Regions from separate parts of the Homo sapiens genome. Here region 2 is linked to region 1. Evidence: chromatin contacts called from ENCODE Hi-C data. All regions are on one chromosome and are shown on one strand. The core of a region is the stretch at or near the end of the contact, and the rest is flanking DNA. Distances in the headings are between cores, read along the strand shown.

Region 1 (7,094 bases), core at 2,908-5,407:
ATGTGGCATAGCAGGTATATTGCACAATATTATTTGGAAATACTTTCAGGTCTCATGCCCAAGTTCTTTGATGTGTGTTATTTAGACTTAAGAGCAACGGCTGAAGATGAAAGAGTAAAAAAGTCCCCTTGTGCTATTTCTTGTAAAAAGTCATAATTGTGTGTCATATGTGATGATAAAGTGAGTCAGCAAACACAAATATCTCCAGAGAATCCTTTATTCTGCTATTTTCCACCTAGTGAAATTGTCTGATGGAGGGAAGGGGATATTAACTAGAATTCTGATTCTAAAGAAACCATGTTTGTTTGTCAGTGTTATTTGTTTCGGGAAACCAATAAGAAATCAAGTCAGCCAACCCTTTAACTATCTGGAAAGACATTGCAATGCATTAAGAACTGAAGTATTGTAAGTCAGTATTGACCATCAGGACTTTGAAGCAAAGAATAGTTGTCCATGTCTTCAGACAGGTCAAGGAGTTGAGAGGAAAACATTCGGGAGTGGGCACAAGATGATCTGAATATGGGTTAAAAGATGCAAGCTGTGTGGTCAGCCGCAGGAAGGATGCCTTAGGTCTCTCTTTTGCAGAAATAAAAGATCAGGGCAGTTATGTGAATCTATGAAATTTCTCATGGCTGTTATTTCGGGAATGTATTGGAACCTTACATTCGGGTCATGGCTCTGCTGCTATCTGGCAACATGACACGAATCCAGACCTCACACTTCACCTTCGTAACCTCAGGGGAAAAATGAGGATGATAAGGTCTTTCTGTCCACATTGTATGTTCATTCTGAGGAAAGAAAAATTCTGATATGTTTATATGTGTGTATATTATGCACACACATAGGCTTACTGAAGCTTTGAGTCACTATTTAATGTATTTTTTGCTTATCTCAAGAAGGCTTGTAGAAGTTCACAAAATCTACCAATTTCAGGCTGCAGGATAAAATACCAGCAGGGCGTAGTGGTAACAACCCCAGACTGTGAAGTTAGGATGTGCTGAATGTGAATCCTGACTAGTAACCCGTGTGACTTCTAGCAAGTTACCTAAGTTGTCTGAGCCTCTGAAATGAATATTGTTTCAGTCCTGCCGCCATCGAGGTCTTGTGCATTAACTGAGAGTCACTATAACATTTAAGCTCAGAACCATACCTTGAGCAGAGCAAGCACTGCCCCAGTGGTAAATATCAGCCTCTGCCCTGCAAGGACACTTGTGTCCCAGGTCAGTGCCCGCACAGCCGCAAAGCCACAGAGAGACGTGGTTTTGCCTCCTGTGGTGCTTGTGATCTATGGAGAGACAGACATTGAAGAAACAAGCAAAATATCACACAGGAGACCTGTAACATTGTAGGACTGATGAGAGCAACAGTGAGTTGGGGGAGCTTTAAGCAACTCCAACAAGAGGACCCTTTCTGGCCTTGATTGAGAAAACTCTTCCTCCTGGCACACACATGCCATTTGGGTGTGGGGACTCACTGCGGAGGCAGCACTGCCCCTTCTATCCAGCCAAGGGCTCCTTTCTATGCCTCACCCGTCTCCCCCCGACCCCTATAGGTTCATGCCGGGCTGCAGTTGGCTTTGTAGCTGCCTGTTCCTCCTTGCAACCTCTCTGCTGGTGCTTTGTTTTGTGGGAAGAGCAGGGACTGAGCATGAAGTAGCTGGGGACACCACAGCGACATCTCCTGATGGGCACCGGGCGAGATTGGCTCCTGCTCCTGAAGCCTCTTCCAACTGCTGCTCATCCCACCACGTTGCAAAGCTGCGCTGAGGCACTGTGGGAAACAGGCAGGAGGTGAGGAGGCTCATCGGGGAATGGCAGCTTACCAGCACTGCTCACTCGCAGCCCTGCTTGCAACAGCAGAGTGAGACGTGCTGGAAACCACGCTGGAGTTAACGCACTTGTCGCTGCGAGCCTCTTCTTTAAAGCCCCTCTGTGATGAGAAACAAAGGCTTTCTCGCCTAGCCGTCGCCCTAGCATCATCTATTATGCATCGTCTTATGCAAAATAAATAAAATACAGAAAACAGCAAGTATCTGTGAAAACAGCATTTTCATAAATTATACAAAAAAGAACCAATTGGAGGAACTTCAAGAAAAAGGTTTGCCAAAATTTCGATCGTAACTTTCAAATTAGGGTCTAAATGAAGTGTTCAAAGACAGTTTTCAGTTTTGTTTCCCCACTCCACCAACATCAGAAGAACATTTAACAGACACGTTACTTTCCGGCCACCATACCTGCCCTTGGAGTGAAACAAGGGTTCATGTATACGAGTCTCCCAGACAGCACGGTTGCTCCGTGTGATGATGGAGCTATTGGGGCCATTAATAAATGCTGACCACCTTGTGGGGGCTGTGTGTGTGTGTGAAGCTCTTCTGAAGCACCTTCCTTCGGTGACTCCACCCCCTGATGGGTTTTCTGCAGATACAGAAATAGGGCAACTCTGGATTAGTGCAGCACATTGTGTGAAGCTCAGAAGTTTCACAGGCAGAGTCCTAGAGCTGTGTTTCTCGATATAGTTTAAGCACTCAAATATCTCGGGTATTGCAGAGAGGAAGTGAGAGAGCTATGTGCCTTCTCAACCCTCGCTGGGAATTATCAGCAGAGCTGAGCTGTGCTGTCATGGGAACAGGGTTGTTGAAGCCAGCCCTGAAGAGGGATGTTGGTTTGATTGTGGTCCTCAGTCTGAGTTGGACTAGAAGGTTCAACATTCTAAAAGGAAAACGCAGAAGCCCTGTCTTTCTGAGGCTTGTCTGCAACATACGCTCATTCCTTCCAAATTATTTGCTGGAAAAAATTTAATAAATAATCATAGAGTAATTAACATGTTCCAGTTCCTGTCTATACTGGTTGATACTGATTCAACGAGTATGAATGAACTTATGAGGTGGGTGACGTTGTTATCCCCAGTTTACAGATGAGGAAACTGAGGCACGGTTTAACTTACCCGAGGTCATAGCAGTAGAGTTAAGATTTGAAATCAAATGTCTTACTCTCTCTCATCAATGAAAACTGAGCTACGATCTATCAGCTCAGCACATAACAACACAGGATCATCCTAATTATTTCCAATGTCCCCCAGAGTGATTCTTTTTTCTTATGATAAAAATTATCTGGAAATTTCTAGGCACATAAGCAGCTGAAAAGGTTGCATGTGAGGCAATGAATAGCAGAAATATTTGTGTGCCATTTTTATATCAACATGTTAATGTGTGCTAATGAATTTTAGAGTGGATTTTTTTAAAAACATGACTATTGTAATTAAAAGCTTATGTGATTTAAATACAAGATGCAATGATGATTACCAGATTCTATTCCTCTTTATATTTTACATAAGACTTCCAGGGTTCCATAAGTATAATCTTGAAACATAGGACATTCCTGGAAAAAAAAATTGCTTAAAACTATTTCAGTGTGCAATCCACCTCTTTGTAAATGTTACTTTCTTCCATCCAAATATTACATTTGGCAACAAAACTCTCCGCTGAGAGCTTTCTCTTCCTTTTGTGTCATTGTTCCCTAAATAAAGCAACACATGAAATTCCTGACGGCAAAAATCAGACTCAGATCCCAAAACCTCTGTCTTTATGCAAGATTTATCTTTTGCATTGGAAACGGCCAAGGAATATGAAGAGGGGAAAGAAGAGGCAAACAGACAAGCATGCAGGCTCTGAGGAATAAATGCCCCTCAGGACGCTGTCTCCTGGGGAATTGCAAACCTCAGTCCGTTTCTGAGGAAGTGCGGTCTCTGCATTTCTGAAAGAGGTATTTCCCCCCCTTGACACAAGGAGCATGGTAATGAATTGACTAGTTAAAAACTGTTGGTTGGAAAAACCCGTCCCTGTGTCTTTCTGAGCAGGGCGAGCTGAGCTGTCCGCGAGGCTGCGGCAGGAGGCCTCGTCCTCCCGGGCAGGGTCCCTCCTGGAGGCTCCCCCGGTCTCTCCCAGACGCACCCGCGCCGCGTCCTTGTTCCCCGGGAGCAGCCTCCCTCCAGCCGCCGGTCCTGGGAGCTTCACCGTCCAAACGGGAGCTGAGTTTGCAAGCGGCCAGGCGGCGGTGCGGCTGGTGCTGCTGCTGATGTCAGAGCCAGAAAGCAGTTGTGATTGGATCTAATTAGACGCTGCTGCAGCAAATAGACAAGCTCCCTGCGTGATTGGCTTCAAAGTGGCTGGTGCCAAACAACTAGCAGAGGCGCAAAAGTAGCCTCCCTGCGCTGGGAGCCCAGAGCAGGAGGCAGAGCCCGCGGGAAGCTCGGAGCACTCAGGACGCCGCGCGCCCTTCCCCGCCCTCCCTGACCAGGGAGCAGCTCGCTCCAGGCGCCCAGCCGAGGCCCCCAGCCCAGTGGGAGCAAGTCATAGAGAACAATTCGAGAGACAGAGAGACGGAGCGCGCTTTCCTGCTCAGTCCTGAAAAGTGAGCCGCTCCCGGGTTTGCAACCTCAAGCTTCGCAGCAGCGGCGGCGGCGGCTGCCGGGAAGGAGGCAGGTGCAGGTGCAGGAGGGAGGCGGCTCTGGGCTCCGCGCCTGGGTCTCGGCCATGGCCTCGGTCCTGGGGAGCGGCAGAGGGTCTGGAGGGCTGAGCAGTCAACTCAAATGCAAGTCCAAGAGGAGGAGGAGGCGGAGGTCCAAGCGGAAAGGTAAGGACCGCGTGGCGCGCCGGCCCCTGCCCCCCTTCACCCCCGGCTTCTCCACCCCGGCCTCTCATGGGGTCTCCGGGCTTGTCCGTTGTGAGCAGCTTCACTTTGGGGTGCTGGCGGGATGGCTGCTCCGTGCAGGGCGCTCGGGAGTTCAGATCCCGTGGAAATGTCTGGGGCCTCCTCTTGCCCAGAGGGGACAGTGAGCAGCCACGCTGCGACATGTTTGAGGGACCCGGACGAAGTGGGGCGAGGGCGGCGAGGAGCTCCCCGGGGACCCCGCGCGTCTCCGGGCCCCGCAGTCCCCAGTGGCCGGCCGGGCTGGCACTGCCTTCCACCCTCCGGAGGCCATCTCGTCTCCCAGTGCCAAAGGAATTACCCAAAAACGGGGGAACGAGCCCTCGCGCCAGCTACTCCCATCCAAACTGTCCCGGAGGAAGGGATAGGCGAAGCCCTGCGATCGCCTCTCCAAATTGGCTGGCAGTTTTTACTCAATGTGGTGCCCGTCGATTTGTAAACATTGGGTCGTAAAGAGAACACAGGGCTCGTCCTTGGAGAAATAAGCAGAAATGAATACAGGAAAACAGAAAGAAGCATCATATTTTGTTAGTGGTAGAAAAAAACCGCAAACCAGGAAAGCAGGAAAAGCAGCCGGCTGACAGCGGCCACTGACAAACTCAGCTGTGCCTTGTTACTGATATTCCTGGGGCTGGGCCGCGCTGAAGTTAGTCAATGCTACAGCAAGGGAGGGCTTTCACACTGGGGATTTTGCAAAATTAGCAATCGCTCCAATATGAGAGCAATGCCCCCAGTGCCATCGTAGCCTGTGTGCATGCCAGGAAGAATTAAAAGATTCTTCTCATGCCGACCCTTCTCTCCTAGAGGAACCTGTGTTATTGTCAGTTCCTAGTGAGCCTGCAGGAGAAAGTTCAGTTCTAATCATGATTTGAAATGTGCTGATTTTTTTTAAGTGAGGTAGAAGTATAAAGAACGGTTGGAAAAACACAGCTAGAATTGATCAGCTTTGCCAGTTGTTTGAAAGCAGGAGGCAACGTTAGGTGTGTTTGGGGTTGTCCATCTTTCCTGAAGAATTTTCATCTTTGCATTGGCCTAAGATAAGTTTCTACCAGACCGTTTCCTGTGTGCCCTCGAACCGTCACCAGGTCCTTTATTGCCTCTTCCAATAATAGAAATTATCCAGACAGTCAGCAGGCATAAATGTCAATAGCAAACAGTCATTCATTATGACCGAACGTCAGGACCACTGGGAGGGATTGGCCCCCACAACTTCCTCAAAAGGTTTTGGAGCCTTTGGTTTCAGAAGGGAGGTGATGTTGTGGTTCTCATTTACCTCTCAGCTGCTAAGTGTGCGCTTGCGATTCACTTTGTTGTTTGAAATTATCATTTTGAAACAGACCTGTTAGTGTCCTCCAAAGATAATGCCAACACAAAGTGGCATTGATATTGAGAAAGTCACCGGATTGAATAATGAATATGACTTTTAAAAGAGGAAAAAGGAAGCATCATCTTTACACTTGAAATGTTCACATTTCCCAATATTTTTTGATTAGTCTATTTAAATATTTAGAGTTGAAGAATGTGGAGTAATAGTTCGCAATAATGCATTTTATAAATATAAACAGGAGGAAAGTGTTGCCTTTCTCCAAATTCACTTGCCTTGCCAGGAAGCGTCAGTCATGCTAGCTTAGAAAGTATTCAATTTAGGGGGAAAAAGGAAATCTGGGGAAAGACTTCATTTGCTATAAACTTAACTTTAGCAATTCAAAATAAAACTCCTATAGCAAATATTTCCATACCTTGGTTATTTTGAATATGTCAAGTCCCTTAATTTTCATAGCCAAAAATTGAAGCGGGAAAGGGCATTCAGGTTTTGTACACTGATTTCTGTTACGAAGAGATTTCTGGCGTGCGGGAGAATTTCCCAGGGCACCTGCCGGCAGCTATCTTGATAGGAAAGTCAAATCAAACGGCTAAAGATTCAATTTTTGGGGAAACGTTAACCATGTAGATGTAACTGATCAAATTAAAAGGTAAAGTAACCAGCTAAGAGACACATTAAATAATTATTTGCATTTTCCTGGGAATTGATTACTTCATCTATGATACCTAGTTATTACAGATGCTGATATTTTTTATTTTATAAAAACAATGGTGAGTTTAAATTATGTTCTAATTGTCATGAATCTTAACAACCATAAATGAATAGAATAACCTCAATTTTAAGCTTATCTGATATTAAAACTCTATACTTGCCACAATTTAAAATCCACGTGTGTATGAGAGACTGTTAAGGAATTTAGTGTGGCTCTATTAGGTGCTAACTGAAGACACTGACAGAAGCACAAGGTAAGGGCTGTTCTTATGGGGGAATAAAGACAATTAAGATACATGCTGACCCTGTTGCCTGTCAGATGCGTATTTCTACCTAGTCTAAGGGACAAGAAT
Region 2 (7,094 bases), core at 1,951-4,450, 200 kb before region 1:
CAGCAAGAAAAATAAAAGCTCAGCATGGTACACACAGAAGTCATGTGGGGCCTATCAGATGCTGATTCTCCATGGGTTAAGGCTCACTGTTTCCTGCATCTGACTTGGGGTTTGGATGAGGACCCCAAAGCCTCACCCAAGCTCTCTCCCACACGTTTAATCACATTACTATCTGATTCCCACCAAAAAATAAAAATAGAATTCAGATTTGGGCCATCACTGATGTTCAGAGCAATAAATGCATGCCTGATGGTCAGGAACAGAGCCCTTCCAAGTGCAGCTTGCAGTAAAGGATTGCTTGCAGAAAATTCTAAAGGGATTAGGTGTCTCAACTGGTTCTGATGCAACATCATGCCCTGGAGATTCCAGGGGAATGGGAGATTCTCTGTATAATATATAACTGACAGCATGGGCCAGTCCTCCTTGAGTGCAAAGTGAGTTGTGTATATATGCGCTTGCTTTGTTTTCATCTTTTAACTCTTTAGGGCTTAGCTCTGGGTTTCTCTTGGAATGAATATAAATAGAAGACAGAGCCACCCACCTCCGCCTGACTTAAAAAGTGGCTTCCCGATTGCCTCAGTGAAGAGATAAATAAAGATAAATCCTGGACTTGATGATGATGATGTGGCGGGAACATTAGGGACCGGTGTGAGGACTCAGAGAATATGAATTGGTGGACTTCACGTTTTCCCTGAGAATGGCGGCTACAGTGGGGAGGCAGCCAGGCCCATCCAGCAAGGATATTCATGGAAGTCAATTCTGAATATAATCCCAGAAAATGACTGGACTTTAATCAAATTGAAAGAAACTCAGGAAAAGTAATATTTGAAATATTAACATAATTGAAAACATAAAACAACATGTTCACACCCATTAGCTGGTGAAGCTTGAGACACTCTGCTTATATCCCAAATATTGGTTGACTAATATTTGATGTCATCTTTAAGCTAGAACAAAACAAGTCCTAGAAAGAGTAGAACCAAGTTCTAGAATATTGACTGAAGCCAGAACTGTCCCTGTCCATCTTGTTTTGCATTTCTTTCCACCTTTCTGTGGAAATTATGATATTAATCTCCACCTTCGTTAAACTTGGGGGAGTTCAATGATACTGAGTGTCCCCAGCTTTCCCTGAGGCAGTAGTTTGACCATGTGTTATTTTTGGTGACATAATGGCCGTGTTAATGACACGTGTGGAAAAGCCATTGGTCAGCAGGCAGGAGTCGTCAGCACCTCCAAGACGCACTGCTGCATAAGGCAGTGAATAAATATTTAATGAGACCCTTTTCCATTAAAAAATAATGGATTACACTCAACTCTAAAGATCAACTTGAATTACTTCAGCAAAAGCCATCCACATTAGTCACGAGAGAAATGGACTCCTCATCAGTGGTATAATAAACTTACGGTATTTGGAGATGAACATCTTTGTGACTTTGAGTCTGCTCATCTCCTGCTATTCAGAAGGCTCAGCTGAAAACGGAACTTTTCCCATGAGGCCTCCTCCTCCCCAGAGCCCATGTCCCGGGGAGAACTCGGAAAATCAACACGATGGGCCCCTGGAGGGGGTCTGAGTGGACGATGTTGGGATGATCTTAACTATGCTTTGGTTAGTTGCTCATCACCTCTGATTAAATAAAATAAAGTTTTCCTACATCCTGTTTTGCCACAGGCACGGGTACAGAGCAAACCTAAGCTGGTGTTGACCATAAATAGCATAAGCTGCCTCCATGCACTGCTAATGGGACCGTTGACTGAATTCTTTGGAGCCTGGGAAGCTCTGGAGGCCGAGGCAGCACTCACCATCGGGGCCTGGGCCTGCGTGGGGTGCCTACGTCCGAAGGTTCTAACTTTATGCGGATACATCCAACCTTAAGGATCTGCCATGGGTGTCTTCTTGTTGGGGGAGGCATCTTGCCTCCTCTCTTGCACTCTCCAATCTCTGTGATCTAAAGGACACATCCTCCGTGGAGCCCTTCTGTCAACTGAACATTAATGCTACAGAGAAAGTGTTCACTGCTGGCCAAAAGGAACCATTAGGACTGGATGGGAAGAAAAGCTTGGCCTTCCTTATTTTTAGGCCTAAAGTCATAGTCATAAGGATCGTCATTCACTTATCAATCTCAGTTTGCCTCCCCTCATTTTCTCTGCGTGAAAGATGTTACTCTGGGGTTGGGGAGGAGAGCAGGCAGAAGCTGGTGACGCGGAAGCCCTGGGAGAAACCGAGGAAAGCGCTGGGCGAGTCTCTCACCACGCTTTGTGCCTGTATTCCTACTGCGTTTACCAGCTACCTTTCCGCTCTTTGCAGAAGTGGCCATTTCACTTCAGAAGTGCATTTCAGGTTTTTCGGCTCCGCCACCGAGAGACATTTATTTATGTTGCCGTCGGCCCTTTTATGATGTGTGCTAGCACCTGGCAGGTGCTCGGCCTTCCGGAGGACGCGATGTTATGCTCCGATGTTACTCACTGCTATGACGGCTTTCATCAAGTGGGCGGTGGGGCTGACGCGAATATTTTTGAGGAAATGATTACTTCGAAGGTCTGTGCCTGAATCCTTCCCGTGGAGGGGGAAGAGAGGCTCACAGGAGTGGGTGTTATGATGGGGCCCTGAGTGTGCTGTGCACCCTGTGTTGTAAAGTAGACACCACAGGAAAAAAATTAACTGGGCGAGAAACAGAAGGGGATTCAAGATTCAAATGCATACTTTCAGTTCTGTCCTCATTTGTATTGCTTTAAGCCGAAACATTAGATTTGTGTCATAAATGTACTAATAAAAATATACCTGAATGCAGAAAGCAAAAATATGCCTGAATTCCAGAAGACTGGAATATGACTTGCAATTTTCTGAACTTACCAGTAAGCTTAGGGTTCCAAAACTGACAATACAATGGCTGTAGGATTGGCTTTAAAATGATCTAGTGATGTAACTTCGAACTCAATCCCTTACGAAGCCAGTTTTCTCCAGGTTCTTTGGGAAATGCCTGAACGGATTCAACATTCTAACAAAATAATTTGGGTTCATTGTGCAATTTACTTTCTAAGGAATGACTCTCAAAGCAAAATATTAGTATGAAGTTTATAAAAAATGAAGCTGTTCCTTTCTGCGGTTTTCCTGGAAGCAGGCCTCACTCGCAGAAAATGACAGCATTCTCTGTGGCATTGATATTTACTGCCTCTGTGTTCCAGGTCACGTGGGGGTTTCCTGCCATCTGCCCACATAACTTGGTACCACTCCCTTCGTTAATTTCATTTTTCAGTTACCCAGTTTTATAAACAACTGTTTCCTGCTTGGGCCTCGATTGTCATACATGAGAAGACGAAGCCAACAGTGTAACGTATCATGATGCTGAGCCCCACAAACAAGGATTTGTATTTTCTTGAATAAAAATGAACAAAATTATTACCCAAAGAATAATTTAAAATTGTAGATATTCAACCGAGTTTTTCTATTTCAAATTTTCCCTGTACCATGTATACTCACTGAGTTTTGGAAGAATAAAAATGAAAAATAATAAAACTGTCAAATATGTTTGACAGTTTTATTATTTTTCATTTTTATTTCAAAAACTCAGTGAGTATAAATAGTATACAAATATGTTTATGTGACATGTTAAACAGAACAATAAGAAATAAAACTAATTATAGAATTAACATTTCAAACAGATTTAAAAATTTTTAGGAATTCAGGTGATTTTATTAAATCACCATTTCATGTGTGTGTTTCTATGGAATCTGCATTGAATAAGTTAGGCAGTAATGATTATAATGGAATGCTATCAAGTTATTCTTTTAAGTATCACATTGTACTCACTGTAGACATTGGGTCAAAATGCAGAAGATTGTCTGAGTTTAGTTTTGTTTTTAGGCATTTAATCAATTTATCAATCCTATGTTGGTCATTAAATTATATGACTCTCAAACCACCAATTAAAAAAAGAAGATTGTTAGCTATATGAGGAGCTTGTTCACAGACACAATGATCAATAATGGATTCAAATGACTTAAATTTTTTGGAAAGCCATAATAATCTCAGGCTATTAATAGAAGAGCTCAAATGCAAAATGTGATGGGGCCCAACTCTGCTTCCCCTCCTTCTATCCAGGGGTTTCTGCTTGTATCATGTGTACCCTCATGATCCTGCAACAGATTTACCCTCTCTTTTCATCACTTATTTGTGTAGTATATACAATCTGTAGTCATAGACAAATGCAGTTATTATTTTTTATTATTATTTTTTGAGACAAGGGCTCACTCTGTTGCCCAGGCTAGAGTGCAGTGGTGTTGTCTTGGCTCACTGCAGCCTCACCCTCCCCATGCTCAGGTGATCCTCCCACCTCAGCCTCCCGAGTAGCTGGGACCACTGGTGTGTGCCACCATGCCTGGCTCATTTTTGTATTTTTTTGTAGAGATGGGGTCTTGCTATGTTGCCCAGGCTAGTCTTGGACTTCTGGGCTCAAGAGATCTGCCCACCTCAGCCTCCCAAAGTGCTGGGATTACAGGTGTGACCCACCACACCCTGCCAAATGCAATAATTTTATCAGGTGCTTTGGTATTCGTCTTGATTTTTCAGGGTCTAAATTTTGTTGCTTATCGTTGCTGTGTGTTTTGAATAACCACCTTCTTCATGTCAGCGGATCCAGCCTATCCCATGATGACACATGGAGGTGGGGCCCATGAACACAGGAGGGGCTCCTCAAAGCAAAGACTATTCATTTAAAAAATAAGTACGGGGCAGACTTAGTGGCCCATGCTTTATAATCCCAGCACTTCGGGAGACTAAAGTGGATGGATCATTTGAGTCCACGAATTTGAGACCAGCCTGGACAGCATGGTGAAACCCCATCTCTACTAAAAGTATATATATGTACAAAAATAAAATAAGTTTTAGAAAAGGGCACATGGGTCCTGGGAAGTTAGAATCCTTACTTCTGTGTTTCTTCTTCACACATATCTGTTCTAACGGCTGCACCCCTATTGTGTCATTACCACCCTGACGAGTTCAAGTTATCATAATAGATACACAAAGATTATTTTACCTGTATTAATATTTGAATAAATAAATATGCATTTATGGGGCAAATTCAGATACTGTTTGCTTACAACACAAATATTTGACATGACTAGGAAATAAAACATTAAAGGCAATATATTCTAAATAGAAGACGATAATTATCATCTCTCTCTCTCTACACACACACGTACATGCGCACACACACACGTACATGTGCGCGCGCACACACACACACACACACACACATGAAAAAACAAGAAGAATAAAAAAGAACATCCATGGGCACTGCTGGAGTTCTGCCCTGGGGGGATTTCCGTTGTCCGTTGTCCTTTGGGGACACCTCACAGGGGCTTGGTGCTGCCAGCATCCACTCCTGTGTGCTGCCTGCATGCCGTGCAGAACCATCTGTAACTCAGGCCCAGGTCTTCTCTTCCTCTGTCAACGGATCCTAGGGATCTCCCCATGAGGCCACAGGTGCAGGTTTGGGGAAAGAAGGCAGTGAGGCTGCAGTGGGGCCCATGGGCTCTTAGGCCACTGCCTCGTGTGACTTACTTGTGTCTCCAGGACCTGCTCAGCACTGGTCACGCTCTGTTGCTTCTGTTTGAGGATGGAGGGTAGCTGTGCACCCCCAGTGTTGTAGAGTGGTGGGTCAGCGTCCCCAGCTTATGCTGGGCAGCTCAGGTCACACAGCAAGTAGGTGGTCCATGGTCAGGTGGCCAGCTTCTATTAAAACCCAGTAACAGGACAACACTGAGCTTTCTCTCAACAGGAGAGTAGTCATCTGGGATGATGGCAAGGCCTTCCTCCAAAATCCTAAAGGCCTTCACTACAATTCAGCAAAGGCCCCATGCAGCATCCCTCTCTGCCACAGACACTTCAGGCTCCGTTGGGTCTGCTGGATCACATGGCCTAAGCAGCAGATCAAGCAGCACATCAGCTTGCACGAAGCTGGATTTGCTACAGACTTTCTGATTGTTCTGGGCCCCAGAACGTACACACACATGCACACACACACACACACACACACACACACGAAGAGAGGTCTAGGGAGACAAAGTCCTTCCTTCCCAGGAGAGCTCAGTCTGCACTCAAGAACTGCAGCTATTTAGAGAAGGACACATTGTGAAGAATAATCTGCTTTGCTTGAAGTCCATGGATGCAAGTGTCAATCATATCACAAAATGTCTTCAAGGCCACGTCTAGACTGTTGTTGGACCAAATGGCTGGACACCATAGCTCAGCCCAGTTGACATATAAAATTAGCTGTCACACAAATCTAATTCAGAAATGCCAAAATTGGCCAGGCACAGTGGTTCATGCCTATAATCCCAGCACTTTGAGAGGCCAAGGTAGGCGGATCACTTGAGCTCTGGAGTTTGAGAGCAGCCTGGGCCATCTCTACAAAAAAGAAAAAAAAAATTGGAAATGGCTGTAGTCCATGCCTGTAGTCCCAGCTACATGGGAGGCTGAGGTGGGAGGATCACTTGAACCCAAGAGGTCGAGGCTTCACTGAACCATGATTGCACCACTGCACTCCCGCCTGGGCAACAGAGTGGGACCCTGTCTCAAAAATAAAGAAAGAAAGAAATGTAAAAATTAAGAGCAATGCATCAAATCCAGCTTAGAATTACTGTAGCGATGCAATGATGATTCAAGCTAAAAAATGATTTTGTTACATTTCAATTAACAAACTAGAAATAAAATGACATAGTCATATCTTTAGATCAATAGATGCAGAGAAGAAAATGAGACCCAAGTGGCATAGTCTAGTCTCTTCTGCCGTATTTCAGCTGACCCACAAGCAGGTGCTGGAGCGCCTGAGGCCCGTCCAGCCTCAACCGCTGACCCTCCGCCTGGCACGCTGGGTAAGCTCTCATTCTCTCAAGTCACTGGGCTTCAGTGTGGCTCCCTGTGCAGCACTATTTTAGCAGTAAATGATGGACACGTGGTGCTGTACGGAAAGAAGGGTCTCTTCACCTCTGACACAAAACGTAACAGAAAAGTAAGTAACAGGTTGTCTTTAAATCTACCTGTGGAAGTTAATAAAGTTAACAAAATAAAATATGTCCATGACATCAGCGTAGGT

The links. A loop is a pair of places that touch in the nucleus more often than their neighbours do. Pooled maps may share reads with other maps.
Region 2: a loop to region 1 is called in a pooled map, with 7 times the contacts of the local background. The contact joins the enhancer-like site here to the promoter of ADARB2 in region 1. A Hi-C loop is called at or near these places in 4 of 37 single-sample maps with no recorded cell type and 3 of 50 pooled maps.

The regions. Positions count from the first base shown.
Region 1 is chr10:1,734,588-1,741,681 of GRCh38, reverse strand. It overlaps ADARB2 (adenosine deaminase RNA specific B2 (inactive)), which reads left to right and starts at 4,157. Exons shown (of 10, transcript NM_018702.4): 1 at 4,157-4,631. The coding sequence starts at 4,532. RefSeq lists a silencer at 4,208-4,267 and an enhancer at 4,229-4,825.
Region 2 is chr10:1,934,622-1,941,715 of GRCh38, reverse strand. No RefSeq gene overlaps it. Among named protein-coding and RNA genes, the nearest start is that of LINC00700, 76 kb to the left of the region's middle. RefSeq lists an enhancer at 1,792-2,991. Within about 2 kb of position 3,200, at least 4 of the 41 ENCODE cell types and tissues checked have a DNase peak (open chromatin) inside an H3K27ac peak, as active enhancers do.